Linked DNA regions of Homo sapiens: region 2 is linked to region 1. The links are chromatin loops, found by intact Hi-C in ENCODE. Cell type or tissue: natural killer cell. All regions are shown on one strand. Links, peaks and the distances in the headings refer to the core of each region. The heading gives the core; the rest is flanking DNA.

Region 1 (14,938 bases), core at 2,424-4,923:
CTCCAACTTTTTGTTGTTGTTTCTCGAGACAGTCTCTCGCTCTGTCGCCCAGGCTGGAGTGCAGTGGCGCGATCTTGGCTCCCTGCAACCTCTGTGAGGCTCCAACTCTTGAAGGGAGGAGAGTCTAAGGAGGGTGGGCCAGATGAAAACCACCTCAGCATAGTGTCACCTGCTCCTCTGACACTGTCGCTTCTCCACGGCATTAGATTTTCAGTCCTGCTCAGACGCTGATGCATGTTTAGCCAGTTCTCCAGGTGGTCTGAGTAGCTGGTAGGAGGCTTGCAGTGTCGGGCGACAGGCAGGACAGGTGCTGCCTTCTTTCCCCTCTTGACCAGTTTCGTAAAGGAGTGGGCCCCTGGCAGCCTCCAAAGGTGACCCATGCTCCTTTCTGCCCTTCCCTCCTTCTTTCCTGTTTAACTCGTGCAGGTGCAGTGGTCTGGTGTCTTTCAGTCCGCTGACGTCTTCTGTATCCCTGATGACCAGATTGGGCTCCTGAGTCCCCTGGCGCAACCCGAGAAGTCCAGGAGCCCAGGCCCCTCACTCATGCATTCCCTGGCCCAGACTGGAAGGCAGCCGCCCTGCTCAAGGCCTAGGCCATTGTCCTCCTCCCGGGTGGCGCTTTGTTCTACGTCTTTTCAGCTGACATTGCTAGGACATTTTTTTTTTTTTCTAAATGAAAACACATCATGATTCATGGTGGTACTTCCTGCTCAACTCCGGACCTTGGGGCTGTCCCCTGACCTCACTGACCTTGCAGCCGTGTGGTGTCCATACTGTCACATGAAAGCCCCCTGCTTTCTCTGCAGCATACAGGCTGGAAACGACCGCCACCCACCACCAGGACAGCTGCAAGCCCTGTGGGACTCTCCAGGCCCATCCCAGAGGCATGTGGGGTCGGATACCAGTGTTTCAAGGCACCTGCCTGCAAATTGATTTTATTATACTTTAGATGTTTGAGATTGCTTGTTAACTTTTGTTTGGTGACTAAGTCAAATTTCCAAGACAAGGTGACTGGGGTGTCCCTTGCCCTGGTAGGTCCTTCCTCCCCATAGGCAAACACTTCCTCTCAAGGTTTCTTGTTTATGTGATGTAAGCAAACCCTTTTCTGATAGCATAGATAGGCAAGCATCCTATGAGGTTTCTCCCGATAGTGGACCCCACGGGCCATGCCCTATGGCTGCGTGTCCAGTAACAACTCCTTCCTTCTGCACAGAACCCAGGCAGAGGAACTCTGTGTCCTCCCAGGGCCCAGGCACTGGTGAAGATGGGGGGTCTGCAAATGCAGGAGCTTGGGGATGTCCAGAACTGACCCCAAGGGGCAGGCTTGTTGATGGGAGGTCTGCCCCACCTCAGCCCTGCAGGGTCACCCTGGTCAGGCCAATATTGTCTCCAGGGACCATACCAGCAACCCCTCTCCTTGGGTGCCTCTCCCTCATAGGCCTGAGTTCCTGGCACTGGGTGTTGAGGGCCCCATTGTTTCCACTCACCCAGCTAGCATTTATTGAGCACCTACTGTGTGCCACATGCTGTTCTAAGGGATGGATACTCCTGAGATGGATACAGGAGTTGATGAGAGAAAGGTCCCTGTCCTCACGGGGCCCATGTTCTGAAGGTGGCACCCAAGTCTTGTACAGTCCTTTCCTGCAGGAGTCACGCTGGGCAGAAAGTGGAAACCTGGCCCCAGGGGCTAGGCACAGGCGTGGTGCCGTGGCCTAGTGAGGAGCACCCATCCTGGTTTGGGGCAGGTTCTCTGGGCACCTCTGACCCTCACCTCCCCCACCCCCCGGTCTGTTTGCAGGAATGTGGCCTGCTGCGGAAGGGGACAGTGCTACTGGCTGACAACGTGATCTGCCCAGGTGCGCCAGACTTCCTAGCACACGTGCGCGGGAGCAGCTGCTTTGAGTGCACACACTACCAATCGTTCCTGGAATACAGGGAGGTGGTGGACGGCCTGGAGAAGGCCATCTACAAGGGCCCAGGCAGCGAAGCAGGGCCCTGACTGCCCCCCCGGCCCCCCTCTCGGGCTCTCTCACCCAGCCTGGTACTGAAGGTGCCAGACGTGCTCCTGCTGACCTTCTGCGGCTCCGGGCTGTGTCCTAAATGCAAAGCACACCTCGGCCGAGGCCTGCGCCCTGACATGCTAACCTCTCTGAACTGCAACACTGGATTGTTCTTTTTTAAGACTCAATCATGACTTCTTTACTAACACTGGCTAGCTATATTATCTTATATACTAATATCATGTTTTAAAAATATAAAATAGAAATTAAGAATCTAAATATTTAGATATAACTCGACTTAGTACATCCTTCTCAACTGCCATTCCCCTGCTGCCCTTGACTTGGGCACCAAACATTCAAAGCTCCCCTTGACGGACGCTAACGCTAAGGGCGGGGCCCCTAGCTGGCTGGGTTCTGGGTGGCACGCCTGGCCCACTGGCCTCCCAGCCACAGTGGTGCAGAGGTCAGCCCTCCTGCAGCTAGGCCAGGGGCACCTGTTAGCCCCATGGGGACGACTGCCGGCCTGGGAAACGAAGAGGAGTCAGCCAGCATTCACACCTTTCTGACCAAGCAGGCGCTGGGGACAGGTGGACCCCGCAGCAGCACCAGCCCCTCTGGGCCCCATGTGGCACAGAGTGGAAGCATCTCCTTCCCTACTCCCCACTGGGCCTTGCTTACAGAAGAGGCAATGGCTCAGACCAGCTCCCGCATCCCTGTAGTTGCCTCCCTGGCCCATGAGTGAGGATGCAGTGCTGGTTTCTGCCCACCTACACCTAGAGCTGTCCCCATCTCCTCCAAGGGGTCAGACTGCTAGCCACCTCAGAGGCTCCAAGGGCCCAGTTCCCAGGCCCAGGACAGGAATCAACCCTGTGCTAGCTGAGTTCACCTGCACCGAGACCAGCCCCTAGCCAAGATTCTACTCCTGGGCTCAAGGCCTGGCTAGCCCCCAGCCAGCCCACTCCTATGGATAGACAGACCAGTGAGCCCAAGTGGACAAGTTTGGGGCCACCCAGGGACCAGAAACAGAGCCTCTGCAGGACACAGCAGATGGGCACCTGGGACCACCTCCACCCAGGGCCCTGCCCCAGACGCGCAGAGGCCCGACACAAGGGAGAAGCCAGCCACTTGTGCCAGACCTGAGTGGCAGAAAGCAAAAAGTTCCTTTGCTGCTTTAATTTTTAAATTTTCTTACAAAAATTTAGGTGTTTACCAATAGTCTTATTTTGGCTTATTTTTAATGCTTTTTCTCAGTGTTTTTCTTCTGTTTCTGAGTCACGAACAGCAGGCACTGAAAGCAGTCCCCCAGCCACTGCCGAAGGTCAGTCCCGGAGGTGCTGCCCAGGCTCCAGGCAGATGCGGCAGCCCCGGCCCCAGCCAGCATGGGCTGGAGAAAGGCTCTCTACTGCACAGGGGCCTCACGTGACTGCAGGGCTCTGGGGAGGTGGGGCACCTGTAGCCTGACCCCCACCTTGCTGCTTCCAAAGCTTCCTTGCCCAGGGCTGGGCCTTGTGGGGCACCCCCCACACCGTGGTCTGCCTGCCTGCAGGGTGCCCAGGGAGACCCTCCGCCTTTAGAAGTCCAAGTTCTTTCCCAGCCCCCTCCCTGCCTAGCTGCCTGCCCCTGGCGCCAGACCTGGCCCGCACCACTGGGGCACTGTGTTCCCAGGGGCACCCTCCTATCCCACCAGCCCCAAAGCCCAGCCAGGCACCCTTCCCTGCCACCTCCCTGGGCCCTGCCCCAGCAGCCCAGTCGGCCTCCTCGGGCCTTCTGTCACTCGCTCACACACAGCACCATGTCAGTAAACAGCTAACTCAGGCCTAGGGAGTTAGGTAGGATGGGGGGAGTGGGGTGGGGGGGCAGGAGGGTGTCCCCAAAGTCAGGCTTGGCTGGGGCGAGGCGCTGCCAACCCCTGCCGCCAGGGGGCTCCAAGCTCCACGGCACGATCTGCTCAGGGTGGCCCTTCTTCCACGATCCAAGCCCTAAGAACAAGAGGCTGGGCCTGGGCCCTGCAGAGGGAAAGGGGATGGTGGACGCTGCAGCCACTGAGTGGCACAGGACCACGTGTAACCTCAGGGCAGGGCAGCCAACTCCACAGGCTACATGGATGGAGATGTGGATAGAAGCATCTGCCCTGGGTGGTGTGGGCTGACCCCAAGGGTCTTGGCACCAGGGCTGATCCTGACTTGCTGGTCCCCGAAGGGCGTTGGAGGGTATGGTGCCCATCCCTACTCTGGTCCCATTTCCTCAGGCCCCTGATCCCACAGTGCCTGGGACAGGGCTGTGGGCCCAGGGAGCACCCTCCCTCTCTGACCTCTGCCTGGTCTTTCCGGGAATGGGCCACTGGGCTGCTGGACTGGAGGCCAAAGTCCTGCGGGGAACGTGCGGGAAGAGCAGAGCGTGCAGGCAGCGGAGACTAACAAGAAGCCCTGGCCCAGAGGGCAGGAACAGGTGGACGAACAACCAGATGAGAGAACGTACCAGGCATGCAAGCTAGACCCAGGAATCAACGGGCTGAGGCTTAGCGTCCCCTACGGCGTCCACCAGCCTGACCGCGGGCCTGCTGGGCCCGGGGGGAGGGGCCTTCCTGCTGGGGTCGAGCTGCAGCGCACGGGTGGGCATTAGAGGCACAATAGAGCAGGTTAGTTAGAGCTCCTGGGGGGACAGGGCAGGGGCAGGGCCGAGGCTGGCGATGTAAGGGTTGGCCTGCCAGGACAGCACAGGTAGCACCAAGGGCGCAGGGAGCCGGAAACGTGTGGCTCACACGGGCCCAGGGCGGGCACGTGCACACACACAGGCCTGCACAGGAAGCCAGGGGATTGGCACACAGCAGGCAGCAGGTCCTGCCATCGCTGGTGGACCCTGGTGGGCTCTCACACGCACATGCACAGAAGGGTGCACACACACTAGCTCACAGGCTCTGGCCCATGCAGGGTGTGGCCGGGCAGTGTTGTCCCCAGTGGGTGGGAGCTGCAAACTTGTCAGTACCCACAGACTGACTGGCGTGAAGGGGCTGCTTCCTGGGCTTGGCCCCACAACCCAGCTGTACCCCAGGGCCCAGACCAGACCCAGCATGGCCTAGGCTGCTCTCCAGCAACCCCTAGACACGGGGCCTCACCGGGGACCTGCCCACAGCCACATGACCACTTACTTTCAAGGGTTCCTTCTCAGAGGCCTCTCCTGCAGAGCTGGCGCCCCGTGGCCTCCGCTCCCTCCGGTCCACCGTGGAGTATCCGTCTGTAGATGGGGTAAGGTGGGGCATGAGGGGCGCTCTGAGGGAGGCCCTGTAGGAGCAGATCTCCCTCTCAGCCCAGACACAGGGGACTCGTGGGACAGGGGCTTTGGGAGACAGCCCCCACCCACCCTGTCCTGGAGATCCAGGCTGGTGCCAGCTCTCACCAACACCCTGCCAACTCTCCAGACTCCCCTCCACTTGTGGGTCAGAGCCCCTGGCTGAGCACTAATCCCTCTCTAGCTGCCCTGTACCTCACCCTCTAAGCACCCCTAAACCAAATATCTCTCCTCCACCCAGCACCATCTACACCCCATAAAACCAGCAGGCCCACTTCAGGCCTTGGTCCCCTCCCGGCACAGAAAACCAACCACACTGCATCTGCACTCACCTGGGCCCAGCGCATCCATGGGGATCACATCCCGGCTGCCAGTTTTCTCGCCCTCTGCAAGGCAGGAGGAGGAGACGGGCTGCATGTGGCAGCCAGGGGGGATCGGGGCAGAGAAGCCCACACAGGGCTGGCCCAGGTAGCCCTAGAGGCTCTCTGTCACTAAGGTGCCCAACCTCTGCCAGCTGGCAGCCTCACCCCAGCTTGACAACAGCGCGGATGCTGTGGGAAGGGAGTAGCCAAGAGGCAGAGGGCAGGGAAAGTGGCCTATGGAAGCCGTCTCAGTGGGAGGCCTGACTCCTCCTTCACCTTCACCCAAGGGTCAGGCAACTGGGGCAGCTGGGGTCGCCACCCTCTAGGCTCCCTAAGCTCCACCACTCACCAAGGCTCTTGTCCACCAGTGGCAGCGTGCTGTCATCGAAGCCCCCAGGACTCAGTGCTCCCTTAGGCCCCTTGGCAGTAGCAGCAGCTGACTGAGACATAAAACACAGACACAGGGTGGGTGAAGCACATGGAGTGGGAATAAGGCAAAGTGAGCAGGGAATGGAAGGAAGGCCAGGGAAGCCGCACCTGGAAGCGCGCCTTGGTCCAACCATCTTTCTGCAAGGTACCACGCAGCTCCTTGTAGCTCCACACTGTCTGCAGCACGTGTGACGCCGCCTTCGCTTCGCGTACCGATTGGCTGTGGGGCCGGGGGCGGGGTCAGTGGTGGCCCCTCCCCCACCTCCGCGGCTCCCCAAGCCACCGACCCCGCCCCTCCACACCTGGAGGCCACGAGAGCCACCAACGCTGGCACCCCGCGTGCCTGCAGGAGCGAGCGCGCGTTATCCAGGCTGTCGGACACGATTTCGTGGATGGTGTTGAGCACCGCCACCACGGTGTCTTCCTCCAGGCAGGCCCCCGGTCGCGGCGGAGCCTGTGCATTGCGCACATTCCGCACAAGCTCAGCCATGGCGTAGCTCCCTGAGGGGCAGGACTAGGTGTCAGAACACACCTCTGCCCCACCTCTCCAGGAAGGAGCAGGGATCCCGCGAGGGCGAGGGGCACTGCCAGGAGAGCCCCTGGAGACCGCCTGTGTGCAGGCGGTCACAGGAGCCCCTGTGAGCAGGGCGCTGAGCTTCAGAGACAGGGCCGGGGGGACTGGAGCTACCTCCAGTTGGGACAGCGCCCAAGCGAGAGGGCCGGGGCCTGGACTCCCAAACCACTCATCCTCCAAGCCCCTCCGATGGGACCCCAAAGCTGCAGGCACAGTTCGGTGCCCAGGCGTGGGCTTTGCAGGCGTCCTCACCGATGAGGTCTTTGTTGCGCCGGTCCAGCGAGAGGTTGCGCAGAGCGATGGCGACGGCGCGCACCACCTTGTCGGTCTCAGACTGCAGCAGTTCCACAAGCACCGGCAGCCCGCGCTCTTTGCGCACTGTGGCGCGGATGTACGTGGCCCACTGCGGAGGCGGGGAGAGGGTTGCTCAGACATACATGCCAGGCACTCTCCCACCTCCAGACGCTGACCGCTCTCTCCAGCTGGACCTTCCTGCTCCCGTGCCCGACAAAGCCCTACCCCAAAAGCTCAACGGCACCTCCACCGAGGTTTTCCCACCGTCCAGGGTGCACGCATTGCCCGCAGCCCATACACCTCTTGGATCCTGGGGTGGTGGTGTGGCCCCTCCTTTCCCCGCCAGCCGAGGCAGGAGCTGCACCAGTGAGGTGCCTGGGATTCCCTCTCTCAGGACTTGCCCACCCTGCCCGACCTGGTCCCTCACCATCCAGTTGCCGGCACTGAGGTTCTGCAGAGCGCCGGCGGCAGCCTCCAGGGTGTTGAAGTTCCGGCTCTCCGTGAGGAGGGAGAGGTAGAGACGTACCACCTCGGGCTGGTACAGCAGCTCAAAGCCTAGGTGCAGGGCAACCGCCACCCACGGTCACCCAGAATCTGCTCTCATCCATCATACCCCTCCCGCTTCCCGCTTCAGAGCTCCCAGGGCGTGGGTGAGCTGGGGCCAGGGATGGGTGTGGATGAGTCACGTAATATTTACTATCAACATATAGTCACCCAAGGGGAAAAGCGTTCCCATTTCACAGAGGAACAAACTGAGGCTCAAATCAGTTGGACCTGCCTGGCAGCAGGAGCATCCAGGAGGCCTGGGGTGGGGAGGGAGGTGTCAACCAGGAACGCTCTCCTAGCAACAAGACCCGCATTTCCCGGTAGGTCCCTGAAGCTATGCATCCTGGCCACGCCCCTGGTAATAGGGCCCACCCTCCCTGGCAACAAGACCAGCATTGGCCAGTAACTGAGAGTTGTATAACCAAGGCCACACCCCTAGCAAGAGGACCTGCTTTCACCAGTAACTGAAGCTGTGCAGAGAGCTACGCCCCCTAGCAACAGGGCCCACCCTCCCCCACTGACAATAGAGCCCACCCTCTGTAAGTCAACTGATGCAGTGCAACCAGGGCAGCTGCCCTAGCAACAGGAGGCACTCTTCCTGGCAACCACTCCAAGTTCCCGGGCAACTGAGGCGCCGTCCTGCTGCTCTGCCCAGTGCTCCAGAAATGAGGGGTCAAAACAGCCTTCCAAGCTTGCCTGTCTCCAAACTGGGGCTTCAGCCTGGCTTGGGTACTACCTCGATCTCCCCTGTACCCACCCAGTGACATTTCATCACACCCTCGCCAGTCCTCATGCCCCATGCTCCCTCTACTCCTGCCCTGCTGGGCTTTCTGCTCCAACACACTCCAAGCACACTCCCCGCTGGGGTATCTGCATCAGCCCTGCTCTGCCTGTAATACTCCCCCACAGCCCTCCTGCGGCTGGAGCCCTCCACCCTGGTGACATGCAGGCTCTTCCAACTGGCTAGGCCCCACCAGGACAGACCTCTCTCTCAAGCCAGATCCCAGCATACAGCCCAATAGGCACTGCCCTGTCCCTGCAGGTGTTCGTCTGGCCCAGCCTCTGAACCTGGATGTGAGCATGCCCGCCTGGCTCCCAGCCCCCTCAGATAACTCAGCTTTGTGGCTAACACAGGAGGCCCTGCCTCCACTGGAGGCGTCCCTCCAAACCTTCCCACCTCTTACGCACCGTGAGGCCGAGCAAGCCCTCGGCCTCTCTGTGCCTGTCTCCCCCAACCTTGCCTGACATGACCCATGGCACTTCCTCCCATTCTAAACCCTCAGCAGGTGTCCTGGTGCTGAATCACCCTCCAGGAAATCCTGCACCTAGGGGCCTGTTTCCCCATCTGTTCCCTGAGGCCCTCCAGGCCTGCTTGATGGCTCAAAGCTTCACTACCAGGGCAATCCTGAGCCCAGACATCCCCCAGTGGAGCTGGCTTCATCTCAGCCCACTCACCTTTGGCGGCCTCAGTTCGCTTGGGCAGGTCTAGCGTGTCAAAGTTCCGGTCCATCTCACCATCCTTCTTTCCTGGAAGGGAAAGGTGGTGGGAGGTGAGGCAGACCCCATATGGGGAATGGGTGTATCAGGAGAGTTGGGCACAGTTCTCTCCTACCCAGGCCCCAAAAGGCACCCCCATGTCCAGGCCTGGGCACCTGTGGGAGTGGAGCACCGTTGTCAGAGTTTGGGCAGACAGTTTAGCCTAGGGGTAGGAGTTGGTGGCAGTGGGGCCTGGGGATGTCCCAGCCCTGCCCCTAGGACTCATCTCCCACCAGGTGCTGGGAGCTGTACCACAGACCCTCCCGGTGGCTCCCTTGCAACTGCCAGGTATGTAGACTGAGGGAAGCCAGGAGCCCTGGCTGGATGGTAGGTGGATACAAGCCAAGAAACTGAAGGCTGACCAGGACAAGACTCACTTGGGTCACACAGTAAGGCAGAACTAGGGGGAAACTCCCCCAGCTGGGGTCAGGACATTGTCCCAGGATCTACTAGCCAGGAGAAACCCCACAGCAGCCCACCTAACATTTGTGTAGCCCTGGCTTGCACACGTCTGTGACAGTGAGCCCACTGTCAACCACTCTCCCCATGTCAGATGATGCTTCTACCCCTTCAGAAGGCAGCAGAGTGGAGCCAGATGACCTGGGGTCCCTGCCCTGCTCACCCTCATGGGACCCTTGTATCCCTCCGAGCCACATGATGCCCCATTCTATCAGAGAAACAGACTGCTCCTTGGTGCCCCTAGAGATAAGTACCCCCGGGCCCTGCCCACTCTTGGCTCTGCCCAACTCTGCCCAGGTAGGCAAGTCTGAGGTTACAGAATGAGCCCCGTGGCCTTCCCACCTGCCACTGTCATAAAGATGGCAGCCCGAGTGATGAAGCCAGGGGTGGGGCAGGGCCCTGGGGCTGGAACGTGCTCGCCTCTTCCCAGGTACCCACTGCACACGCCAGGCCTGGAGAGCAGGATAAAAAGGGACTCACCTTGGTGGAACCACTCCTCTGGGAGGCCGGAGGAAGCAGAGGAGAGAGGAGAGGAGCCTGAACAGGCAGCACTCATCACCCCCCCATGCCCTCCCGGAAGCCTCAGGTTCCCACTGCACACCCTGGATCAAGCAGGCAGCATGTGGAACCTCATCCCATCACTTCTGGGCACTGAGCACCCACCAGGGGTACAAGAAGAGGGAGGCCTGGGGTCAGTGGGGCAGGGGCAGGTGGCGTACAGGTCCCCCACAGCTGCTGGGGAGGTCCTGGGAACCTACACCCTGCTAGTGCAGTAGAGAAGGTGTGCAGGGCATCTTGCCCAGGCAGATGGGGGGCTGCCCCACAGGTTGGTGGCAGTCTACAGCTATTCTGTGAACAGTGAGCAGGCAGCAGCCATGGCTCCTTCCCAACTCATGGGCAAGTGGAACTCTCCCCGGAGTAGAAAGACTGGGTCTGGGCATTGGTTGGTTTCCCTTGTGTACTCCCTGGGGGTCCCACAGTGTAGATGGGGAAGGTTGGACCTGGGTCCCATCAACCATGTGACCCAGGGCAGTCCAGCCTCCTTGACTCCTGGCTTCCCTGCCTGCCTGTTGGGGGCTGACCAGGTGTCCTCTAGCCTCCATGATGGGCTGCTGTGGGTGTACAGAGAGCCTTCCGCTGGGGCAGGAGTTGAGATGGTAGAGATGATACCCCAGTCCGCCCCACCCACCTTTGGCCTTCTTGCCTCCAAAGCAGCTGGCATCATCCCGCCTCCGGCGCTGGGAGCCTACAGCACTGCCCAGGGGCCCGGGCTCGGCCTCCTGGTACCTGTCGGCCCCGGGCACCTCCTTGTGCACGTGGTAGGACAGGTTCCGCATGATGCACACGCAGTTCTCCACCGACTGCAGGGAGAGGTGAGTGGGTGGGGCAGGGCACCCTAGGCACAGGGCTGGCCCTCAGGAAAGACTGGCCACAGCTGGTGTGCATGAGGGCACCGGGAGCAAAGGAACAGGGAGTCCTCAGTGGAGGGGAGCAAAAGGGCGGTAACCGCCAGGAAGGGTCCATGGGAGGAAGCCTCTGCCCTCACGGCACACCTTCTGCCTGCAGGACGGTGCCCACTTCAGTGTGGTCACTGCGAGGCGGGCCACACCCAGAACGCCACCCCAGACCCACAAGCCCATTCCCCTGTGCTGCTCCCACAGTTCCAGCCTCCTGGGACCTGCATGATCGTCTCTCCAGCCCTTGGTATGAGGCTGTGACCGTCCCTGCCCACCTTGTTGTCAGTGTCCTTCCGGCCCACAGCCGACTGCAGGGCATGCAGGAGCGCGTCCACCAGCCCTTCACACTCCCGGAGTCGCCGCCGGGCCTCAGCACCATCGGAGCTCACATTCCTGTGTGGCCAAGAGCAGGCCAGGTGACCCCTGGCTACCAGAAACTCCCTGGCTCCACCCTGGCCTTGTGGGCTTGTCTTCATCTGCAAAATAGGCCCTGCTGCTGCCCTCCTAGCACTAATGGGAAAGGACCCCACAGTCTGGAGCTCAGTGAAGGGGGAGAAGCTAACTGCCCCCAGGCCTCAGGAGGGGAGCCCTGGCAGACAACTATCTTGGCTGGGGATAGCTGGGCAGGGAAAGACAGGGTTTCCCTGCCTCCCAGCTGACCTGGAAAGGGACAGGTGCACTCTCAGAGAGACCTGAACCTGTGCAAGGGCAATTCTGGGTCCCTCGCCACCCCAATGGCAGCTCTGGGCCCCACCTTACCCCAAGGTCAAGAGCCTGCAGGGCTGCGCGGGAACACCCTGATGGACAAGCAGGACTGTGGGGACCCAGGACTCTGTGGGGTCAGCAGGGCCTCCCAGGGGTAGGAGGGGAAGGGCAGAGGTCACAGGTGGCTGGGATGAGCCTCCCAGGCAGATGAACAGGAAGGTCCCAGCTCCCCCTCTGGCTGTCAAGTGATGGGAAGGTAGGTGAGAGCTGGGCAGGGCTACGGTACCACAGAGACCCCTCCAGAGGGTGCCCCTGGGAAGACTGGGACACCACTTGGGGGTGAGGACAGCTCCATCAGGCCCCACTTCTCATCCACAGGACTTGTGCCACAGCTCTGAAGCTCCTAAGCTCTGGCGCTCCTAAGCTCGCCGCCATCTTCCACACTATCTGGGACCACGAGGACGGGGCCTGGTGTGCATGTGGGCTTTAGCACCAGGTCTGGTCCACACCTCAGGCAGCCCGACGTGTTCTTGAAGACAGTTGTCCACTCGGCGTCCCGTGGCTTGGAGTCCTCGTTGGGCTCACGCTCCCATCCTGAGTGGGGCACGATCACCTCGTGGGTCAGCGTCTGCAGGCCATGGTCAATGATGACCATCTTCAGGGGCTCATAGGATGACAGGTTCCACAGGGTGCCTGTGGGGTGCGATTGGCCAATCTGTGCTGACCATATGCACCGCCTGCCTACCTCCCCAGGTGGCCACGCTCAGGACCTGTCCCACTCTCCTCATGTCCCAGCTCATGCAGAACAGTAGGAAGTAACAAAAGCCGTGAGTGGTTCCGGGGGACACCCAGTACTGGTTTCCAGCTAGGAAGGAGCCCCAAAGGGGAGGAGGTGCAGAGGAGGGTGTGGCAGTGCTGTCCCGTCCCACCCATTCCCTGCCATGTGGCAGGTGGCACTAACACTCCTGAGGCCACAGGGCCTCACAGAGACACGGTGACCCTACCTGTCCCTCAGCTCTCACAAGGCACAAGCCCCACCACTGCACGGTTGGGGTGGGAACCAAGGAGGTGGGTCCCAGGAGAGTTTCTGTGGGGGCAGGAGGTGTGAAGGCAGGAGGTGAGGGGACATGCCCGAGGGGCGCAGCGTCAGCCTCCCTGCTATGGTAGAGACTGGGGAACCTGTCACAGTGTCTGGGCCTGATGCCTGGCTCCTGGGGCAAGCGTCTCAGCAGCTGCACTCCTGCCTACCGGGTGCTTTCCCAGGCGGTCGCAGGCCGAGTGGCCTCGTTCCTCCCGGGTTGAGCCTCACACTCTTCTCTTCCCAGGGGATGTGAGCATGGCCAGGTCCCACTCACCAGTGACAAGCTCACGGACCTCGTTGTCCCGGGCAGCCCTCAGCAGGCGCACCAGGGCAGGCACACCACCGCAGTCCCGGATGGCGGCCTTGTTGTCAGTGTCGCGGCCATAGGAGAGGTTGCGCAGTGCCCCACAGGCCCGGCGCCGCACCTCAGCCCGCGGGTGGTCCAGCAGTGCCACAAGCAGCGGCAGCCCCCGCAACTGCCGTACACGCCGCTTGACACCCTCGTTCTCAAAGCACAGATGCTGCAGGTAGGCGGCCGCATTGGCCTTCACGGGGTCCACGGGGTGCCGCAGCATGGCCAGCACCTCAGGCAGCTCAGGGTCCCGCCAGCGCGGCTCCTTGCGGGCGCTATCCACTGAGGGCGAGCGCCGCACCAGCCGGTCCAGGCTGCCCATGCTGCCCCGTTCAGGCTGGGCCAGGGGCGCCGTCACCATTGGGAACGCAGGCCGCTCGTCCGCCAGCTCGCCGCCATCATCTGCTGTGTCCTCGTAGGCCCTGCACAGGCAAGTGGGGCGCGTGGACATCGTCACAGCAGCCGCCAGCCCTGCCTCTGAGCTGCCCCATCACACCTTCTTCAGGACTGCAAACTCACCCAGCAGCGCTGGGCTGAGAGCACCTGTATCTTGGCCCGGAGCATGGTGGGGACACAGAGAGTCATGCACCAGCCCAGTGAGAACCAATTCAGAGCCAAATGCCAAACCCCAGCCAGCGGCTACCAGGACCCAGGCAACCCTCCCAGGACAGCAAACTCACTCACTGCTGTCACCGGGCAGTTTCCCAATCCCGAGCAAAACAAGTTTCTGTGAGACATCTGCTATGGCTGCTGGAGAGACCGTCTCACCTCCCTTCCACAAAACCACCCCATCTTCCATGAGGCCCATCTCTGGCTGTGCCAGGATGTAGGGGGAGTAAATGGCCCTCTCCGCATGAAGCCATCCCAGTAGGACCACCTGAGGAGTATTCAGGCCACCAGCCCCTTGGGGCACAAGATCTCCTTAGCTCTCAGTAGCCCTGTGGGTTGCTGTCATCAAACCGCCTGCCCTGAGGCTAGGAGTGACGGTCAGGTGACTTGGCCAGGGTCACACAACAAAATCCTGACCCGGGCTGTGGTCACATCCCCACTCCAGAGATGCAGAAACTGAGGGCAATGGGGACAGAACCAGGGGCTGTGACAAGGGCCAGGGCTCTGGGTTCTGGTTACCCAGAGTGTGGCTGGAGCAAGGCCAGTGGCCGGCACTCTTCCCAGCTTTCCTGGGCCCTGGGCCTGCAGGACAGTGCCCAGCCGAACTCCTACCACCCCAGGGTCCACCTTTCTTCTGTCCCTGACGAGAGCCAAGGCCAATTCAAACTAACATGCATGACTAACTCAACTGCGCCACTTGACAAGTGGGGCACTCTGTAGTTGGGGGGTGGAGGGCAGACTTCCCAGAGGAGGTAGCCACAGGGGACGGGGTGCAGCTCACCTGGTATGAAGGCCCCGCCCACACTCAGGCCTCCTCCTTGTGGCCGTGCCATAGTCAGGCTCCAGCTCAGGGCCACCCTCGTCATCAGCGGCCAGGCTGCGCGTGTCATCCTCCAAGCCATACGGCTCTGCCTGGAAGCGCTCGGGCAGGGAGCGGCCACCTGGTGGCCCAGGCTCAGGACCCACCGGGAAGGCTTCCCGGTGGCCAGGCAGTGTGAAGCAGCCATCACCAGGGCCTGGGCCAAGGGGGCCAGCACGTGGGGGCCGCATGCCCAGCCCTCGGGACAGGCTGCCATAGCTGGGGCTGTCCCGGGGCTCGGGGCCTTCGGGAAAGCCACCCCCACTGCTGAGGTAGGCTCGAGAGAGTGTGGCCACTGGGCCACCACCACGCAGCAGGAAATGCCGGTCCAGGGCACCATCTGCAAAAGGGCCTAGTGGGGGGCCGCCATCCAGCAGGGGGAGTCCA
Region 2 (14,938 bases), core at 6,569-9,068, 51 kb after region 1:
GGGCTACGCAGGCACAGGGCTAGTCCTTCACTGTCCCTGCTGAGCCTGTGTGTGGTCACCCACCAGCTGGCCTTCAGGCTTCCTTCTGCCTGCACCAAGCATGTTGGGGGTACCGAGGGGCCTTGCTTGGCTCCTTTCCAACTCCACGCCCTCAATAGGCGGCTTGGAGGCCGAGCTCCGGTCATCCAAGCCAGGTGTCTGGGGAAGGGTCCTGGTCTGCCGCAGGAAGCTGGGTGGAGCCGGTCTTGCCTGCTGTGGCGGTCCCAGCTGCCCTCTGGTGGCCATGCTCAGCTCCCCGTTGCTCTGCCAGAGGCGGCAGCCCCTCAATCAGCAGGGGCAGTGGGAAGGGCCTGTGCATAACTGGTTATGGAGTGGGGGGAACTCTGTGGCCCCAGGCACCCACCAGCTCTGGGTCATCTTCCCGACCTGAAACAGGCCAAGATATGAAGGCCCTGAGCCAGGAAAACCTACTAAGGGATCCCTGATCCCAAGTCCCCTCAGAGTGACCCAAGACTTCATCTTGGGTTTTTCTGTTTGTTTTTTTGTGGGTATTTTTTTTTCTTTTTTTGAGACGGAGTCTCACCCTGTCACCCAGGCTGGAGTGCGATGGCACAATCTTGGCTCACTGCAACCTCTGCCTCCCAGGTTCAGGCAACCCTCCTGCCTCAGTCTCCCCAGCAGCTGGGATTACAGGCATATGCCACCAGGTCCAGCTAATTTGTTTTGTATTTTTAGTAGAAACAGGGTTTCACCATGTTGGCCAGGCTGGTCTCAAACTCCTGACCTCAGGTGATCTGTCTGCCTGCCTCGGCCTCCCAAAGTGCTGGGATTACAGGTACGAGCCACCGTGACCAGCCCATCCTGGTTGTTTTGTTTGTTTTTGTTTTTTGGAGATAGAGTCTCGCTCTATCACCCAGGCTGGAGTGCAGTGGTGTGATCTTGGCTCACTGCAACCCTCACCTCCCCGGTTCAAGCGATTCTCCTGCCTCAGCCTCTTGAGTAGCTGGGACTACAGGCGCATGCCACCATGCCCGACTAATTTTTGTATTTTTAGTAGAGACAGGGTTTCACCATGTTGGCCAGGCTAGTGTCAAACTCCTGACCTCAGGTGATCCACCTGCCTTGGCCTCCCAAAGTGTTGGGATTACAGGCATGAGCCACTGCGCCCGGCCTCATTCTGGTCTTAATTGAAGCTGCTGACAAAAGAACAGACACCTCCCCATGACTAAGCCACCATCAGGGAAGTCCCCAGGACCCCCAAGGCCCAGCTGGTGCTCTGCAGTGCTGTCCCTGGACCCCCACCCTCCATTCCTGGCCCTGTCTACAGAATGGGCCCTGACTCCCTATCCCAGCTCTACCCTGTCACTCCCTCTGCCAGGGCCAGGCGGGGAGCACGACAGATGGGCTGGACAGAGGGTGGTGCCTGGCATCCGTGTGCAGAGCTCCCTGCTCCACCCAGAGACCGGGGATCCTGCTGCTCCTGCACCTTCTGTCCTTACTCAGGACAGCCTCATGCTCCCCCAGGCCAGACTCCTGGGGTGAAGGAGCACAGGGAACTCACCCTGAATCCCTGTGTAGCACAAACAGAAGGAGGGGTGCTACCCTACCCTCACAGAGCCACAGAGATGCAGAGGGCCCCGGGACTGGGGGGAGACTACAGGGCCACCTCTGGAGGGAGTGCCAGAGCAAACATGGGAGCCAAGCAGCCCAGATGTGGTGGGTGGGGAGACTCAAATTTAGCAGGATTGAGGGTCAGAACTTGTTCTCCCAGGAGGAACCTTGGTCAGAAGGTCCTTGTGTTTATGCTGAAAAGCCTGACAGGGCAGCTCAGCCAAGAGCTGGGCAGGGGCTGGCTTGGCTGTGCTCAACTACCCTCTCAGCTGGGACTTGAGTCCCTTAGCGAATGTTCTGTGCCCAGTCCTCTGCTGGGCGCTGGTGGACCCCAGAATGGGGGTAGGGTGGGGACAGGGGACAGCTGGGAGCAGACATTGCGGATAGGATGGGGCAAGACTGGGGGAAATGCCTTCCCAGACACGCTGCGGCTCACACTGTCGCCTGATCTAAGGCCTGGATCACCTGCTTAGGAGCTGACCGGCCACTGGCATGGCACACCGGGCAAGAGAGCGCTGACTGCCCCCCTGCATTCAGCACCATCCCAGCTCCAATAGAGTGAGTACAAGATAGGTAACACCTGCCTTGTTTGGACCAGACCTCTAAACACCGCCCAGATCCCAGAGTAAAGGCAGATAAGGCAGTAGTTAAGAAGTAGGAAGAAGTAAAGGCAGCTACCCCAGAGAAGCTAAGGTCGGGAGAGGTGGAGGCTCCCACTGCACCCCCCTGGCCCATACCATAGGGGAGGTTTCCCCCACAGCAGCCTGGGTACTCACCTGAGGTTATTAGACAGCAGCATTAAGAGCCTACTCTAAAAAATACCCACGGGGCACCTTTCTTTTCCTTATTTCTAAATATGCCTGGATGTAGGGAAAGGGAGCTGAAGTCCTTTAGTTCCATTTTAAGTATGTTACATTACACATAGCTAAGAAACGGTGAAATATTGTAAGCAGCCAATATTTAATTATTTAAAAATTAAAATAGGCTGGAGCTCTCAGGCCACCTGCCCAGGGCGACTCCCCAGCAAACCGAGCAGTCTCCCTCAGAGTGGAGATGACATGTCTCCGCACCGGCACCGAGGGGGCGCAGGGCGGCGTGGGGAGGGGGACCCAGGCCGGGGGTCCGGGTGGCGCGCCCTCTCTCACCCCCGAGGCGGCAGGAGCAGCGCGGCGCGAGGACACCTCCGGGCCGTCGGTGCCCCTGAGCTTCCCGGCGGCGCGCTGCCCCAGGAAAGTTCCCGGCCTGCCGCCCCTCGGGCTGTTGGAAAGTTTCGGCGGCTGCAGGGCCCTGGCAGCTAGGCGCCAAGCGTCGCGCGGGGCGGGCACGGCTGCGGGGTCGGGCCGCGCTCGGCTGGAGTGCTCAGTGCAAGACGCCCGGACGGGTAGGGTAGGGCCCCAAGGCCACGCACAAAGAGACCCGCCCCCGCCGGCCCGGGGTCTCGGACGCCGCAGAGCGCGCGGACAAGACGCGGGTGGGGCGGAGATTGGCTCCGACGTCCGGCCCAGACCCTCGCCCGGATCTCGACTCCAGGGATAGGACCCTGTCCGGACCGCTGCCCGGAATGCGTCCCATATCTGCAGCCCCGCCCCCAGTCCCGGCTCCGACCCGAGGCCCCAGCCCCGGGTCCCACACCCCGCCCACTGGCTCAGGCTTACCTGGAGCGCAGCGTGGGCGGCCCCGCAGCGCGGCCTCGGACCCCAGAAGGGCTTCCCCGGGTCCGTTGGCGCGCGGGGAGCGGCGTTCCCAGGGCGCGGCGCGGTGCGGCGCGGCGCGGGTCGCAGTCCACGCGGCCGCAACTCGGACCGGTGCGGGGGCCGCCCCCTCCCTCCAGGCCCAGCGCGCAACCCGAGACCCCGGGCCAGCCCTCCCGCCCTCACGCGGCCCGTGCGCAAAGCGGACCGGGCCGGCGACGCGAATCTCCGCCCCGCCCCATCTGACAGCAAATTTTCCCATTGGTCGAGAGACCCGGCGCGGCACGGCAACCGGCGCCGATTGGGCGGATGCGCGGAGATGACGGCTTGCCATTGGGCCTCCGGGATGTCAGTCCCGGCGGATGACCGGCCCCCTCGCGGAGGGGCCGCGGCCCCGCACCTGCCCGAACCTCTGCGGCGGCGGTGGCAGGGTACGCGGGACCGCTCCCTCCCAGCCGACTTACGAGAACATCCCCCGACCATCCAGCCCCGAGCAGGGACTGGCAGAGCCGGCGCCCCTTCCCCGGACTCTGGCCGCGTAGCCTCCGCCACCACTCCCAGTTCACAGGTATCCTTCTTCAGCGCCTGCTACTCGCTGCGCGCTGCGCGCCGCTCCCTCCTGTCGACATCGAATTGTATTCTTCACGCAAGCCGCGAGAGAGAGTTCTGCTGCTATCCCCATTTTACAGTTGGGAAACAGCCTCAGAGAGGTTCTCACTTGCTTGAACACAGTCGTCTGACCCTGGGGCCTGGGGGCTCTCTCATCCTCACGCCCCTGGGTCCCCGCAGCGGGGAGACGATGGAGGTAGGAGCTGCAGTATTTCCGAGGGCAGGAAGGGACCCCCTCGGTAAACCAGGGGCTCACCTCCCCCACCAGGCCTGGATGTAGAGACCTCTTGGGCTTGTCCCACCCTGCAGGCCCCCCATGGGGCCGCCCTTTCTTACCTCCTCCTGGCATTCTCACAGCCCCACAGCTCTGCGTCTGGGGAGGCAGAGTTGTGCGTTTATGCCCGCACCCCGTACTACTGTCCCATTTTCTTCACCCTACCTGGAGTCAGGAAGAAACGGTGCTTCACTGCCTGTTGAGATTCACGTAGGTTACATTTCCTTGCCAGATTAAGAGCACCTGACATGAGTGGGACCATGACCCTCCGCCAGCTCTGCGTAACCTTGTGGTGTAGGGGGGAACCAGCAGGGATGCTGCCCAGTGGGCTTTTCTAGGGGGAGGTCCTGAGATGACTTCTTAGCCAGTGACCCTGGCTCACGCATGCTGTCATCCTTTCCTGCCCTGGATGCACCTGGAGATGACCAGTTCCTCGGCTCATTGCATTCTCCAAGGCCGCCTGGGGAACCAAACTGCCCACAACCATGCTTATGAGTGGTGGAGGGGTGTGACCAGACACTCTTGTCTTATCCACCCATATTGGGAGTCCAGTGTGTTCATCCAATCATTCCTTGGCCAGGACAAAGAAAATGAAATGGCCCAAGGCAAGAACTCACTGCTGGGACCACCGCTGGGTCCATCTGTGTGCTGGCAGCATGGTGAATCGATCCCAGCTGCCTTTCAGAGCCAGGCAGCTACTATCAATCGATTGGAGCTGGCACTTGACGTGCCAATTGGCCTCCTGGCATAGGGTTGTTGCTTGCTGCTCTGGGAGGGCAGAATGAAGTAGCTGTCCCTAGAATAGGGGCCCTCACAAACCAGGTAGCTGTCATCCTGTGGAGCAGCACCATGGTGACATTCTGGCTCAGGTGCTGTGTAGCTGAGGGGTCGTTTCCTCCATTTAGGAGTAGACGTAATGAGTCCAGCTGTCCCCAGCCATCTCTTCAAGGCCATTGGACCCTGGTTCTGCTGGAGCCCCTCTTCTCACAGTTACCTCATAGTCCTGCACCACCCCCTCCCCACACTTGCAAGAGGGACTGGACAGACCTCTGTTGAAAGAGTGCAAAAGACAGAACCATACACCAAAATCTGTGCAAGTGAGACTACCTCTCCTCTCATCACCACCCCTACCACCCATAGGGTTGCAGAGACCTGTCTGCCCTCGGCAGGCAGGATCATTAGCTGAGGTCAGAGGATGTCGGGGCAGCACCAATTCAAACAGGACTCAGGACCGCTGTCCAGCAGTCGGCCCATTAGGCTGCAGCCAGGGGTCAGAAACACAACAAGGGAGGCTGGGCGCAGTGGCTCATGCCTGTAATCCCAGCACTTTGGGAGGCCAAGGCAGGCAAATCACCAGAGGTCAGGAGTTCGAGACCAGCCTGGCCAACATAGCAAAACCCCATCTCTACTAAAAGAATACAAAAAAAAGTAGCGGGGCATGGTGGTAGACGCCCATAGTCCCAGCTACTTGGGAGGCTGAGGCAGGAGATCGCTTGAACCTGGGAGGCGGAGGTTGCAGTGAGCTGAAATTGCACCACCGCACGGCAGCCTAGGAGACAGAGCGAGACTCCATCTCAAAAAAAAGGAAAAAAGAAAAAGATAAGAAAAACACAGCAAGGGAGACCACAGGGACCAGTAGCCCAGTGTTCTCCCTCTCTCATCCTCTCACCTAGCTCCATGCGGACAGCTGTGAGGCCCCCGGAGAAAGCCACAGAGAGAAAATGCTTTCAGCTGGGTGTCAAGAACTTTTCAAGAGTGGCAGCTGTTGAAATCAAAAGAGTGGCCACAGAAGGTAGTGAGCTTCCTATCTGAGTTTGTGTGCAATTAGAGGTTGGATGCCAGTGAGCCTGTTGCAGCCCCAAGATCCCAGGGCTTAGGTGCCCATCCTAGACCCATTTCATCTGCCGTCACCTGCTTCCTGGCATCGCATGTCATCCAGACTGGAGTGTCAGTGGTGACAAAGAAGATCAGAGTGTCTGCTCTGGCTCTGTCTAGCTGGGAAAAGTATGGCTGGGGGTGGGGATGGCCCAAGGCCACAAGGTATGACAGAACAGGATGCAAACCACCATCTGACATGTTACTGCATCCCTCTTTGTGGGCAAAGGGAAACCTTGGTCAACTCATGTCCAGCTTTGAGGTGCATGGCCTGGTGCTTTGGGGAAGCCCATTCTCCAGGTGCTGCCATGAACCCCAGGGCACAGTCCATCACCCCCAAGCCCCAGATCCCACTTGTCCACCACCACCACCTCTTGGCCCTATAGATTGCATAGGTTTGGCTGCTCAGAGGGAAATCACTGGTACCAGCCCCACATGATCCCACTGCTGGATGGTGGGAGAGACAACCATGTCTGGCTGGGTCTGCGGCCCGCTGGCCATGAGTCCCTGGGCATCTGGAGTCCTTGTAAAAGGTTCTGTTGGGTTCCAGGGGAAACACAGATAAGATAGCAAAAGTGTGGAGCACAACGGGCCCGCATGTAGGTCCAGGTTAGACTCTTGCCGTTGCTGATTACCAGCCAGGCTCTTCCCATCCCTGAGCCCCAGTTTTCTGCAGGGCATCAGGGCACCTAGGTCTTCAACACAGGTTGAAGCTAATGTGGCCTCTCTTGCTTGCCACCTTTTTCAACTTCAACTGAATGACATAACTGCTCCAAGTCTCAGTGTTTACATCTATAAAGTGGGATGAAAGAACTGCTGACCCAGACATTGGGTTTAGAGTGCTTTACACATTATCATTATCCCTAATGTCTTTGTCATCCATGTCATAGTTTTTTGAATGCTCACTTTGAGGCAGGGCCTGAGCCTCTGGGCTTTGACTCTCCACCTTTCTGCCACATAGGCCCAGGCACAGCCCAGAGGCTACAGGAGCAGCGGTCCCAGCTAATGCCTCTGTCCTGTTGGGAGGGCCCCAGTCAGTGCCCACCTGCTCACCCTGCACAAGTCAAGCTGGGCCAGCCCCTCGTCGCTGGGGCCTGGACCTGGATGTGAGCTCAAAGGCTACACTGGGGGGTGGAAGTGGGGGAGGTGGTGGGTGTGCAGGGTATAGTGCTCAAATGCCTAGTCCAGGGTCTGGGGGTACATACTGGGAATGGCAGGGACATCAGGGAGGAAAGAGCCGACCTGGAGGCCATAAAGTGAAGGAAGGGATGACCAAGAGGAAGATGGCCAGGTCCAGAGGTGGGGTTGAGTGAACAGGATGGGGAGACCAGGACGCAGTCTGAGGGGGCCAGTCCGGAAGTGAGCATTCCTGTACCTCTTCCGAGAGAGGCCGCAGGGTGAGCAGGTGACAGATGGTGTCCATGAGGGCATGGACTCAGGGGCGGCTGCGACCTCCCATGGCGTCCCTGCAGGCAGGGAGCCGCGGAGTCCCCGAAGGCCGCTGGATCAGGAAGCGCTCAGACGCCCGCGCAGCCCGAAGCTTTGGCGCAGCCCCGGGGGCGGGGCGCCAGGAGGTGGCAGCCTCCGAGCGACAGCGCGCCCAGCCAACGGGACGCCGGCATGCGGCGCGCCGCCCCGCCCCTCGCTGCGCGGCCCAATGGTGAACGCGCCGGCTTCGGGCTGGGCGGTACTGGGCTGGCTGCGGTGGCGCGCGGGCGCGGCACCCGGAAGTCGGCGGCGGTGGCGGAGGCGGTGAGTGCGCGGCTCCGGGGCTGGCCGACTCCGCTAGTGGCCCGGCCGGCCTGGGCTCGGGGGCTCCGGGCTCTGGGCTCTGGGTGCGCGGACCGGGCCAGGCTGCTTGAAGGTGGGTGGGCTGGCCGCACTTCCTCACCCTGCCTCAGTTTCCCCTTTCTGAGGTATGGTATAGAATCAGGCGGCTGGGTCAGGGGCAACCACGTCGATCCCGGCCGACGAAAATGCCCCGCGCGTTACTGGAAGGTGTTTTTGATAATCCCCGCTGGCACGGGATGCGAGGGACTCTGGCAGGTGGGACCAGACTCGCTGCGGGGAGGCTGAGATCGGCAGGGTTGGGAGCTGCGTGGTCCCTGCAGGGTGTGTGGGCTGCTCGGCCTTGGCCAGCATCAGGGACAGCTCTGGCGCCCGGTCACTCTGCCCCCTACCCGCGGCCTGCTGCGGGCCAGCAGGGTGACAGCTAATGTGGGTGTGAGTAGATAGTAAGTGCTGGGTCATCCCTGCGCCTGGATGCGGCCTTCCTGGGGAGGTTTGGGTAGTTAGATCCCCCACCCCCAACTCCAGAGCGTCAGAGGTAGGGGCTGGCAGGGCTGCACTCAGGGCAGTCCTTGCCCCACCGCTGGGCTTTGTAGCAGCCTGGGCTTTGCCCGTTTTCCTCTAGGAAGTGGGCACAGAGGGCTGTTTGCTGAGACCCCCACCTTCCCTGCCCCTAGCACCTCTCCTGTGCTCCCTTGGCTTCCTGCTGGACCACAAGCTTTAGAGTGAACCGTCTGCCCTTGGACAAGTCCCTGGGCCTCAGGCCCCCTTCCTCTTCAGGAATGTCACATGCCCTGCCCTGGCCAGGCCTGTTTGCACTGTCGTGTGGCTCTAGACCTGCTGACCACTGTTTTGCTGCCACTCTGGGCACAGTGCCCTCTTCCATGAGGCAGATGTGACGGCAGCTATAAGGGGGTAGCTGAGTAGCTCTTTGGAAGGCTTTCTCACGCTAGCTCATTTGCCTCTGGGCAGCCTTTTGGGGCAAGCATTCATTGATCCAGTCCTGCTCATACAAGGAAAACTCAGGCTAAGGTGGCAGATCGTGTTCCCAAGGTCATTCAGAGCCAGGGCCTGCTCCCAGTGCCTCTACTACTCCTGGGCCACTCTCTTAGGAGTGTCCCTGTGTCTGTGTCCTGCGTCTGTGTTGGGTGGGCTGGGAGCAGCTGGAGAGGGTGACCATGTTGTTAGATGGACACAGCAGAGCCTCTGTTCCCACAGGATCCTAGTGCTCTGGTGGTCCAGGGTAGGGTGCCCTGGTGCCCCCACCCCCTTTGACCCCTACACAGCTTTGTGTTACTTGCATGTCCTCAGACTGCAGGCCCCTCAGACCAAGCCCCTGCCTGCTGTGATGTGTGGTGGCCATAGCCCTTCCCTGAGCTAAGGTGACCAGCTGTCAGCTCTTCCTGGGCTGCCCAGCCTCTTGTGCTTCCTTGGTCTTCACTTGTGGGCTGTCATTCTGATTACGTTTTGCAGTGTGTGGAATCACGTGCAGTGTCCTGGGAACTTGATCCTGTGCCCGGCTTCTGCGCCAGACGGCGAACTTGGAGGGCACCCCGGTGCCCACCCAAGGGTGCTGCTTCTGAAAACACCCACAGGGATATGAGGGGCTTCTCAGGGACCCCAGAAGGGGTCTGGAGAGAAATGGCCCGGGATAGGGAGGCTGGGAAGACTTCTCGAAGTAGGGCCATGCTTGTCATTGACACTCCAGATGCATGAGAAGCAGGGCCCATCCTTTGGTGACGTGTCAGTCAGCACATGGCAGCAGCATGGCAGAGCCTGGCCTTTGTTGGCCCCTACCATAGGGCTTGGGCTGTCTTGAAAACAAGCCTATCCCTACCATGAGGATGGGCTCCGTGAAAACAAGGTCACCCCAGAAAGACTGAGCTGCTTTTTGAGGTTATCACAGCTTTTTCCCCTTTTTCTCTCAACTTCCCTTTTAGACTGCAAAAATAGTTTATGCATGCTTAAAGATAAAAAAGGCTGGCCTCCTTCTCCCAGCGGCTGCTCCCCTGGTGCACTTGCTGACATTTGGGGGTACATCCATTGAGATCTTCAGTGCCATGCTAACTTGAAACTTGAAGTGCTTGCCTTCATCCTCTTTGCGGGCATGGTAGGAGTGCCCCCCTTTTTTTTTGTTTTTACTAACCACTCAGGCCGCAGGGGCCGCTGCGAGGCTGGCCTGTCCCTGGCTTGTGAGGAAGCTGAGTGTTCCTCCCAGGAGGGCCTGAGGATGGGGCCACCCTGTGTCCAGAGCTTGCTGTCTGCTCACGATGCCTCTTGTTTGTGCTATTCCTTGGAACTGGGAAGAGACAGTGATCCTCTGGTGTGAGGCTGAAGAAATGCCCCGGAAGCATTGTGAAGATCTGAGGAGAGAGTACCACTGTAGAAAATGTGTCATGATAGGCCAAGCACGGTGGCTCACGCCTGTAATCCCAGCAGTTTGGGAGGCCGAGGCGGGTGGATCACGAGGCCAGGAGATCGAGACCATCCTGGCTAACACGGTGAAACCCCGTCTCTACTAAAAATACAAAAAAATTAGCCGGACGTGGTGGTGGCAGGCACCTGTAGTCCCAGCTACTCGGGAGGCTGAGGCAGGAGAATGGCGTGAACCCAGGAGGCAGAGCTTGCAGTGAGCCGGGATCGTGCCACTGCACTCCAGCCTGGGCAACAGAGCGAAACTCCATCTCAAAAAAAAAAAAAGAAAATGTGTCATAATAAAATGCCATTTAGGCCCGGCACGGTGGCTCACACCTATAATCCCAGCACTTTGGGAGGCCGAGACAGGTGGATCACCTGAGGTCAGGAGTTCGAGATCAGCCTGGCCAACATAGTGAAACCCCGTCCCTACTAAAAACAAAATACAAAAATTTGCTGGGCATGGTGGCAGGTGCCTGTAATCCCAACTACTCGAAAGGCTGAGGCAGGAGAATTGCTTGAACCCAGGAGGCGAACGTTGCAGTGAGAGAGGTCACCCTCTCCAGCTGCCCCCAGCCCACCCAACAGGACCATTGCACTCCAGCCTGGGCGACAAGAGCAAAACTCCATCTAAAAATAAAAATAAAAAATGCCATTTAATAGCCAGAGAGTGTAAACTGGTGAGCTCTTGCTGCGGAGATAGGAGGGAGCAGGGCATTGCAGTGGACTGGAGACTCAGAGGGTTTCCTGACGTCAGGACTTTCTTCGCCCAGGCCCCGTGAACAGCGACACTGTGTTCCCACGTGTGTTTACCTCCTCTGCTGACAGCCACCGGGAGCCCGCGTCACATGTCTGTGTCTGCCTTTGAAAAGAGCAACTCGTGCTTTCAAGCTCTGCCCCTGGGGGCTGCCACCGCTGATGGAGTGGGGATTACAAGGGATGGGGATTGGGCGCCCGGCTGCTCAGCCCTGCAGCACCAGCCCTTGTGGCCATTGAGGCCATTAAATGGGGGCAGCAGACTGTAGGGCTTAGTCACCCTCTGTTCAGGGACTCACCATGTGCAGCCCCAATAGGAGCCCGACTTGATGGCTACCCTCCCAAGTGTCTAGGTCCCCTTGACCCTGTGGTACTAATAGCTTGCCATTCCTCTGTCACCACTGCTTTCTGCTTAGCACACATCCCCTCTGCCCATGTGCTATGCTTGCCTTTTCGCTTGCCAAAGGGAAGTGGTTCCGCCAAAAGCGTGTGTCCCATCCCCTCTGGCCCCCAGGGTCTCCAGGTGTGGTGTTGCTGCGACAGCCCAGCTACACCCCGTCCTATGCAGAGCTGTCTTGCACCAGGGCTGATTGGGTCTTCTCTTGCTTTCTGTGAACAAGTGACTCTTGGGTTCTTGCCCTTCCTTCCCTCTCTTCCCTGCCCATAGAAATGTCCCAGCCCTGGCAGGGAAGGAGGGCAGGATCTGTACATTTTCTTTTTTTTTGCGTTTTGAGACAGAGTCTTGCTTTGTCACCTCAAAAGGCTGAGGCAGGAGAATCGCTTGAATACCGGAGGCAGAGGTTGCAGTGACCTGAGATCGTGCCACTGCAACCTCTGCCTCTCAGGTTCAATGCGATTCTCCTGCCTCAGCCTCCTGAGTAGCTGGGATTACAGGCGTGCATCACCACGCCCTGCTAATTTTTGTGTTTTTAGTAGAGACGGGGTTTCACCATTTTAGCCAGGCTGGTCTTGAACTCCTGACCTCAGGTGATCCACCCACCTCGGCCTCCCAAAGTGTTGGGATTACAGGTGTGAGCCACTGTGCCTGGCCAGTGCACTTTCTTTTGAGGGTAGACATTACTGTTCCCCGCCGGGAAGCATGCTTACTGGGTGTGCACGCTTTCAGTGTCTGGCGTGACAGATTGTACAAAGTGAACCCAGCCACACAGCTACCGTCCATATCACACCACCACCAGCACCCAGATATCTCCCTCGTGTCCCCCAGTGGCTGCCTAGACCAGGTGGCCCTGCCCTGCCTCCTGTCCCCATGGGCAGATGTTGCTTATCTCTGGCCTCTGCATGAAAGACCAAGCAGAGTGCTATCTTCTGGCTGAGACCTCCCTGCTGCCTCATCACCATGGAAAGGCACAGGCTGGCTTCTTTTCCAGGTTATGGACTTTCTTACTGTGTCACTTTGTGGACTTGGGCACCTGCAGAGTGCCTGGCATGGTGAGCAGGAGTTGGGGCATGGCGTGATCTAGGCAGGGTTTGGAAGGTTCTTTGAATAGCCAAGGGGGACAGTCTGGAGGGTGCCCTCCAGACACCTGAGAATGCATTGAAGCTAGGGTGACTACTGCAGCATCAGAGGCCTGGTGACACATTTAAGGCCTCAAGGGGCCCATGTGACTAGAAGTCCAGGATGTGGCTGAGGTGGGCCAGACTGGATGGCCAGCGGCCACCTAAGGACAATTGGCTGTGCGTTTGGGAAGCATGGGTGGTCCCCACCTCACAGCAGTCGCACAGGCAGACAGTGGGCAGATCCAAGAGCTTCACCAAGGCTGGGCGGGGTGGCTCACGCCTATAATCCCAGCATTTTGGGAGGCTGAGGCGGGGGGATCATGAGGTCAGGAGTTCAAGACCAGCCTGACCAACATGGTGAAAACCTGTCTTTACTAAAAATACAAAAATTAGCCAGGCATGGTGGCACGCACCTGTAATGACAGTTACTTGGGAGGCTGAGGCAGGAGAATTGCTTGAACCCAGCAGGTGGAGGTTGTAGTGAGCTGAGATCGCGCCGTTGAACTCCAGCCTGGGCGACATAGCGAGACTTCGTCTCAAAAAAAAAAAAAAAGAGCTTCACCACTGTGCAACCATACAAGGTAGATAAGAAAAAGGAGTTCTCATTTTGGGACAGGGAGGGCCTTTAGCAGGACGGGACATGACTGCTGTACAGTAATGATGGGAAAATCCCATGTAATATAAGGCTATTTCTACTAGACAGCATCACAGGCAGAGCTGAAAGGCAGGGGATGGCTAGGGAGAAAACAGTTGCAGGCCTGGGACAGGCACATGGTTGCCCACATCACACCAGCTGCACTACGGGTCAGTGAGACAAAGGCCTAGCAGTCAGTACCCATGTTGGTGAATTGTTGGCAAGAACATACAGGAGGTCACAAGTTGCCCAGCCAGTGGGGGATGCCCATAAAACCCTGGCGGGAACATTTCCCACACTGCATACACCCTGGAGGCAGGTGAGTGGCAACAGGTTCTGGTGCTAGACGTTAGCGGGGACTTGGCCAAGTCTGTTTATCTGAAAGCGTCACCCATGGATGGAGCAATTCCACCTCTTGCGTCTATCCTAGGAATGTCCTCAGCTGCTCTCCCACTGTTGTAAAGAAATACCTGGGACTGGGTCATTTATTAAAAAAAGAGGTTTAATTGGCTCTCGGTTCTGCAAGGTGCACAGGAAGCATGATCCTGGCATTTGCTCAGCTTCTGGGGAGGCCTCAGGAAACTTACAATCATGGCAGAAGGAAAAGCAGGAGCCAGCACTTCACACGGCTGGAGCAGGAGGAAGAGAGAGATGGGGGAGGTGCCACACACTTAAAACCAGATCTCGTGAGAACTCTATCACTGTACAGCACCGGGGGGGATGGTGTTAAACTTTCATGAGAATTCTGCCCCCATGATCCAATCGCCTCCCACCAGGTCCTGCCTCCAACACTGGGAATTAAATTCAACGTGAGATTTGGTGGGGACACAGATCCAAGCCAAATCAGCCCATGTGCAGAGCATGTGCTAGGGATGGTCGCTTGATGGGACGAAGACACCAGCCACAGCTGAGAGGCAGAGCAGCGGGAAAGCTGGGCAGTGGTGAACCAGTGGGGACATGGCTCTGGTGGAGACAGACCTCATGGCCAATCAGGGAGAACGGAGCAATGGGACCCTAGCGTGTTAACCCCACAGCATACATGTGTCTGCTCACATGTGTGTGCAAGCAGGTTAAGAACACTCTGGCGCCACAGGCAGCCCTTGGCTGAGGCTTTTTTTCCTTTTTTTTTTGAGACTCAGAGTCTTGCCTTGTCACCCAGGCTGGAGTGCAGTGGTGCTATCATAGCTCACTGCAGCCTCAAACTCCTGGGCTCGAGCAATCCTTCTGCCTCAGCCTCCTGAGTAGCTGGGACTACAGATGCATGTCACCATGCTCGGCTAATTTTATTTTATTATTATTTATTTTATTTTACTTTACTTTTTTGAAACGGAGTCTCGCGCTGTCACCCAGGCTGGAGTGAAGTGGCACAATCTCGGTTCACGGCGCCCTCCGGCTCCTGGGTTCAAGTGATCCTCCTGCCTCAGCCTCCTGAGTAGCTGGGATTACAGGCCTGCACTACCATGCCTGGCTAATTTTTGTATTTTTAGTAGAGACCGGGTTTCACCGTGTTGGCCAGGCTGGTCTTGAATTCCTGACCTCAAATGATCTGCCCGCCTCAGCCTCCCAAAGTGCAGGGATTACAGCCATGAGCCACTGCACCCTACCTTATTTTATTATATTATTAGTATTATATTGAGACAGAGTCTCCCTCTGTTGCTGTGTTGCGGAAGTGCAGTGACATGATCATAATTCACTGCAGCCTTGATCTTCTAGGCTCAAGCCATCCTCCTACCTCAGCCTCCCAAGTAGTTGGGACCACAGGCATAT

Evidence for each region. A loop is a pair of places that touch in the nucleus more often than their neighbours do. Peaks named below come from ENCODE experiments on the same cell type or tissue, not always from the same donor. Only the 100,000 strongest peaks of a DNase experiment are listed, where the experiment ranks them.
Region 2: a loop joins it to region 1, with 7 times the contacts of the local background. A loop is called at or near these places in 101 of 110 quality-filtered maps.

Annotation. Positions count from the first base shown.
Region 1 is chr22:19,966,738-19,981,675 of GRCh38, forward strand. COMT (catechol-O-methyltransferase) reads left to right here. Exons shown (of 6, transcript NM_000754.4): 6 at 1,799-3,238. The coding sequence ends at 1,999. ARVCF (ARVCF delta catenin family member) reads right to left here. Exons shown (of 20, transcript NM_001670.3): 5 at 14,474-14,938; 6 at 13,006-13,505; 7 at 12,160-12,343; 8 at 11,221-11,338; 9 at 10,678-10,849; 10 at 9,969-9,986; 11 at 8,949-9,020; 12 at 7,375-7,502; 13 at 6,906-7,056; 14 at 6,382-6,580; 15 at 6,188-6,299; 16 at 6,000-6,090; 17 at 5,621-5,674; 18 at 5,149-5,234; 2 more. The coding sequence ends at 4,491. Among named protein-coding and RNA genes, the nearest start is that of MIR4761, 10 kb to the left of the region's middle. In natural killer cell, for the core only: a CTCF peak has its summit at 3,938 (motif pointing right); DNase peaks (open chromatin) are centred at 3,924 and 4,784; H3K4me3 peaks cover 23 bases; H3K27ac peaks cover 810 bases.
Region 2 is chr22:20,013,323-20,028,260 of GRCh38, forward strand. It overlaps TANGO2 (transport and golgi organization 2 homolog), which reads left to right and starts at 7,788. Exons shown (of 9, transcript NM_152906.7): 1 at 7,788-7,924. ARVCF (ARVCF delta catenin family member) reads right to left here and starts at 3,501. Exons shown (of 20, transcript NM_001670.3): 1 at 3,267-3,501. RefSeq lists silencers at 3,393-3,792, 7,551-7,940 and enhancers at 8,541-8,590, 9,909-10,048. In natural killer cell, for the core only: no CTCF peak of the experiment used is centred there; a DNase peak (open chromatin) is centred at 7,689; H3K4me3 peaks cover 1,687 bases; H3K27ac peaks cover 986 bases.